2 separate regions of the Homo sapiens genome follow, and region 1 is linked to region 2. The links are chromatin loops, found by intact Hi-C in ENCODE. Cell type or tissue: Calu3. All regions are shown on one strand. Links, peaks and the distances in the headings refer to the core of each region. The heading gives the core; the rest is flanking DNA.

Evidence for each region. A loop is a pair of places that touch in the nucleus more often than their neighbours do. Peaks named below come from ENCODE experiments on the same cell type or tissue, not always from the same donor. Only the 100,000 strongest peaks of a DNase experiment are listed, where the experiment ranks them.
Region 1: a loop joins it to region 2, with 12 times the contacts of the local background. A loop is called at or near these places in 14 of 110 quality-filtered maps.

The regions. Positions count from the first base shown.
Region 1 is chr4:107,517,758-107,520,690 of GRCh38, reverse strand. No RefSeq gene overlaps it. Among named protein-coding and RNA genes, the nearest start is that of PAPSS1, 200 kb to the left of the region's middle. In Calu3, for the core only: no CTCF peak of the experiment used is centred there; a DNase peak (open chromatin) is centred at 1,450.
Region 2 is chr4:107,041,415-107,044,347 of GRCh38, reverse strand. No RefSeq gene overlaps it. Among named protein-coding and RNA genes, the nearest start is that of DKK2, 6.6 kb to the right of the region's middle. In Calu3, for the core only: no CTCF peak of the experiment used is centred there; no DNase peak of the experiment used is centred there.

The DNA.
Region 1 (2,933 bases), core at 163-2,662, 480 kb before region 2:
AGTAAAAGCATCTAACAAGGACCATATGTATGGACCAGAGCGCACAGACATGTAAATACATATGTGGCCTCTGCAAGAGGTACCGTAGGTAAAGGTCACAGAAAAGAAAGCAGCTTCACTGACATCAAGGAAATAGCAACTATTTACCGACGGCCAGGCATTTCAAATAATAGCATGGACTCCAGAACGACTTCAAAGGGAACTGGTCAGGAAATAGACAAGTAATGAATTTGAATACTTCTGAGATTCCGGAAATTTAAAAGCAGGGTCTTCAAATATATGCATTAAGGTAGATCATGAGCAATTATTTCATTTCTGGAAATTGCTCAAAGCCTTTTGTAGAAACAGACAACTAAGTCCATTTTCTGCCTTTGAATAATGCTACATACTATTAGAAACTTGGGGCAAATTTAAAGAAATTAATCCCGAAATCATGAAAAAAATGTATATCATGCTTAAAATATACATTCATTTTCTTTTCAAAGGTAGCATTTTTTTTTTTTTTTTTTTGAGACGGAGTCTAGCACTGTCATCCAGGCTGGAGTGCAATGGTGCGATCTCGGCTCACTGCAACCTCCAACCTCCAATCTCCTGGGTTCACACAATTCTCCTGTCTCAGCCTCCAGAGTAGCTGGGATTACAGGCACACACCACCACACCTGGCTAATTTTTTGTATTTTTAGTAGAGATGGGGTTTCACTATGTTGGCCAGACTGGTCTCTAACTCCTGACCACGTGATCTGCCTGCCTCGGCCTCCCAAAGTGCTGGGATTACATGAGCCACCATGCCTGGCCTAAAGGTAGCATTCTACAAATTACTTTCTGTAAGGTAAATGAAAAATGATTCTTGAAATGTTTTTAAACTGACTATATCATTTTAACTTTCAGAAGTGCATCTGATATTTTTGGTTTGTGTACGCTCTACTTCAGGAGGAATCTATAGGCTGGGAGCAGTCATTAATTTCAATGACTATATTGATTTTTTGATATATGTCATTAAATAATATAAAAACTAAGTAAAAAATGTTGTGGTGGGTACACAGCAAATAGATCTTCATTTTGCCATTCTTGATTTTTAGGGATCTTAGGGTCTTATATTTCTCATAAGTAAATCAAATTATTAAGACCTTTAAAGTATAATTATTCAAAGTAGTAAAAACAAAATAATTAGATTGTGGTTATGTCATTTTTTGGTCTTGGCATTTGGAAAAATCATTCCCAGGACTACTTATTTTTAAAAGAACACAAATGTTTCTATTCCAAATCCAAAAATATGGGCATAAGTCTTTCAGAAAATAAATCACTCAACTAGCACAATTTATAACCCAATATTTGGGAGTGGACTTCTGGTATAAAATTATATAAACTCTAGCTACCACTACTTTACAATTGTGCAAAACTGGATTTACTTTCCTTTAGGTACATCCTTGCCCAAAAAACCTCCCACAGGGAGGCAGTGTGGTCTAGAGAATGAAATACCCGTTTGTACTTTGAGTTTTGCCACTGTCTTCTGTATGATTACCTTCAAAATTTGTGTTATTTTAAAAAGTCTCCTTTAGTCATTCTCACCAAAAAGGCACCCTTTGCTTACATGTAAAACTCATCTATTTTGGTTAATCAGGTTAGTCTTTTAATTAAAGATATGCTTGCAGAAGAGATGAGGAAAAATTTTTTATCCATGCATTAACCAGTGCCTGGCAAAGCTTCAATAAGGAACACAGCATGTACTTGCATCCCAGGTGATACTTTGCCCCAAGCACCTTGTTACTTCTCAAATGTGTCATGGTTCCTTACATAACAGGCTTGTTAGAGATAGGTAAAGGAATTTTGGGCACTATTATTTGTTCGAACATATTCTTCTAAGCCTATTGAGTTGCAGACACTGTGCTAGATGCCAAGGACAAAGGGGTGGAAGACGGAGTCTGATTCAAGGAGTTCACAAAGTAAAAGGCCAGAAAAGACAACCTTGAGGAGAAGAACACAGCATATTAGGTCTACACTGGCACTGAGAAGGGGCTCTTGAAAAGGTGAGGAGAGGACAGAGTTTTCTGGAGCCATAAAACAAGCATACGTAATTACAGTTAGATAGGAATAAATGTCAAGAGATCTACTCTACAGCAAGGTGACTATAGTTAATGATGATCTTTTATACTCTTGAAAAATATAAAAAGAGTGGATTTTCTGTGCTTTCACCACAAAAATGATAACTATGTGAGGTAATACGTTTGTTAATGAGCTAGTTAACCATTCCACAGTGTATATATACTCCAAAATATCATGTTGTACATGATAAAAAATGTACAACATTATCTGTCAATTTAAAACAATTAAACTGTGCATGCAAAAGACACACAGAGCACTGTTTTCTGGGTGCTGCACACTTGGGAAATGTGTGTGGGTTAGTACTGATGCTGTGACAGGTGTTGACAGGGAACTGGCAGGAAATTAGTTTAAACCTTTTGCAAGGATAATAGTCATCAAAAGATTTTAAGCAAGAGCAGGGTATGATTATATTTGAGTTTTTGAATAGCTCTGCCTGCTGAAACCAAGCTAAGAGGAGGGGAGAGAGCTGAGAGGTTACTACATAAATCCATGTGAAAACTAGTAACAGCCACAACTATGGTACTGGAAGTAAGGATATAGAAAAAGGATATATTCACAAATACTTTTGAGGCAGAATCTCAAATGTCTCATAACTAGTTGAGTATGTGGTCAAGTAAGAGTGAGGAGTACAGGGTGATTCTTCAGATTCTGGTGTCAGTGGTGGGGTGGCATTATGCCATCCAAGGCATAAAGTAGGTATCTGTAAAAGGAGGCATTATGTGTGGTTGATAAATGATGGTGAACTAAGTCTGAGGTGTTTGGAGCTCTAGAAATGCTCAATGAGGCCAGGCACGGTGGCTCAAGCCTGTAATCCCAGCACTTTGGGAGGC
Region 2 (2,933 bases), core at 198-2,697:
GACTAATAATCACTATAAGATCACTACTTAAAACAAACAATAATAACCATTACTAACCATTAACAGGAATTCTTTTGTTGTCAGAGAATAATACCATGATGGGTTGTCTTTTCCATCCCCCACATATAAAGATTTACTTAGAGGCATTCCTTAGAATGATTTCCTTAGAGACATTTTTAACATTAAATAGTCCCTGAAACAGAAAATTGGGTATGATTGTGTCAGCTATATTCAGGAAGTGTTTCACAAGTGAGTGACAGATATCATCATACAAATTAATTTAAAATCAGCCATCTTAGGCAGTATCTACACTTGGCTAAAGAGAATGAAGAGTTTGGACTATAACATGTATAACTTTTGGTTAGAACTTGCAGCTGGGGGCTTTTCTAATGAATTACCTTCTAAAATTATGCTAACATATAGGAGGAACACGAAGTAATTTAGTGAATTTGGAAGTTGTATTTAGAAGGCTGGAAATTAGCTTACCTTTTCATGTTAAAAAGAGCCCCAGTTTATAGCTATAGTCCATATATTCCTGGCCTCAGTGGTAGCTACCTCCAGTGTTAAGTGGTGGGGTGAGGTACATTGAATATTATAAAACAAAAAGATGGTTTTAAACTTTCAGTACTTCTGTTAATACTGAGCATATTTATACAATACATTTTGATATATAAAAGGCAAATTGATCAAAGGTTTGAGAGTTTCATTTTATTATTAATTTAAAAATACAACATTGATTGGCATTGGAGGACAAGGCTAACCCAACAATTTCAACTGTAACATATAAACAGCTGTTATGTTCTTGGAGATATTGATTGTTCTTTGATATATACAAATGTTCACATACATTCTTGACAATAACAACCAAAATACATTTTATAAATTTCAGAAAAAAACAACAAAAAGCTAAAGTAAATTTGAGCTTATTCCAAATCAGATTTCTTAATAACTTAAAGACTAAGTGGTCAAGTGCACTTATATTAAAAGTGATTTCATTACCAGTTTCAATGAAATTAGATATCCCCTCTGTTTTCACATATTTAGCACTGCCTTGAATTAATTAAAGGTACTGTGATTCCAAGGAACTATTAACTTTCTGAGTAAATTAAACAAATCAAATTAAATAAATGGACAAATTAAGTTAGTAACAGAACAACTTGCTGATTGCTAGATCACTGTAGTTTTGTTTGCTGCTTCCTTTTCCTTTGATCTACCATGATTTCACTTTTCTATCATGTACTGATATGTTTTATTGTTTCCATCTTTCATTAACCAGGCATTTATAAAAAATGTAGAAATGACTTTATCTTCTTGGCAAATTGCTTGCATTCTCTCTTTTCCTTTTCAGGGCCCCAGTGGAATATTGACAATCACAGTCAGACTCAGTTGGCTGATTTCTAATTTAGCCATAAGTCACACAAAAAGAGAAGGTGAAAAAATGAATATCATTAACACAGATCCAGAAATAAAATGGTAATAAAAATATTTAAATAATGTTTTCAAAATAAACATATAACACAGTTCTCCTTTGAGTTTAGGAACTCTGAGAAACTGCTGTATGTCTTGTGTACAGAAATGTTACTCTTTTCCCAAGTGTTTTAATATGCAACTACATGTATAAATCTATCTGTTATGAGCTGAATTTTGCCCCACGCCCTGCTGCCAAGTTCATATGTTGAAGCCCTAAGTCCTACTACTTCAAAATGTAACCACATTTGGAGATGAGTTCTTTAAAGAGGCAATTAAATTAAAATGAAATTAGGGTAGGTCCTAATCCAATATGACTGGTTTCTTTATAAGAAGAGGAAATTTGAACACAGACGTAGGGATGACCACAGGAGGACACGGTGAGAAAGTGGTGATCTGTGAGACAAGGAGAGCAGCCTCAGAGGAGCCCAAACCTACCAACACCTCGATCTTAGACTTGTGGCCTCCTAAATGGTAAGGAAATGCATTTCTGTTGTTTCAGCCACTAAATCTGTATCATTTTGTTATGGAATCCCTAGAAATCTAATATGCCATCTGTAGCAGAGGGCCTTTTTAAGTTCTCTGCTATATGATTTTTAAGGCCCAAGAGTTTTACTATATTAGGCAAAGCTTCAATACATGTAGTCATGTACTTATATTTTTGGTGTTCTTTGCAACCGTTTACCAAATGACTTATTTTAGCTCCTTCAGAGGAATCTGTGTTGGGGCCTGCTACAAGGGTGAAATGGCACCTCCAATTTCTTCTGATGGGTTCCCCTTTTCTTGTGTGCCTTCCACATTATTGCCATAACTGGGCATTCGTTACTACAAATGGAGACACACTGTGCTGCAAGCTACTCTTTGCTCAGTATTATTTTAATATTGGACTGTACATTCATTGTCTTAAAGGGATGAATTGTGGGATACAAATAAGAGACACTATATGTAAAGTGTTCAACAAACCTGGCACATGTAAGGCATTCAATAAATCTGACTATTATTATTACTTTTATTATTGCTGTATATTCTAAGCCAGTTACCTATAAAATTCCTTAAGCTGACTGCAGCATAGTGTCTTGACTTTCTTATATCCCAAACTATTTTTGAGCCTAGGTATTATGATTTATACCTAGAGCATCAAAAAGTAGGATCTATTACAAATGAATCTTCCAAAGATAAACTAAGCACATTTTTCATTTTCTGTTACCAAGCCCAGTTATGTTTCAAAGACAGATTTTTGAGTTGCCTCTTGAGAATCTATGTCTTTATTATTTGCAAGTAGTTTTTCCATTATTTTTAGTCTGCACCACAGTTTATTTTATGTGTGGTAAGAGTATAGTTAAAGTTTTGCCATATTCATTAATCATAGGTTCAGATAATTGATCAGGAATAAACACATTGTACAATGAATGGATTAGCTACCCTGCCTTTTCATTTTTAATGTTCCCTACTTTAAATGACCAAAT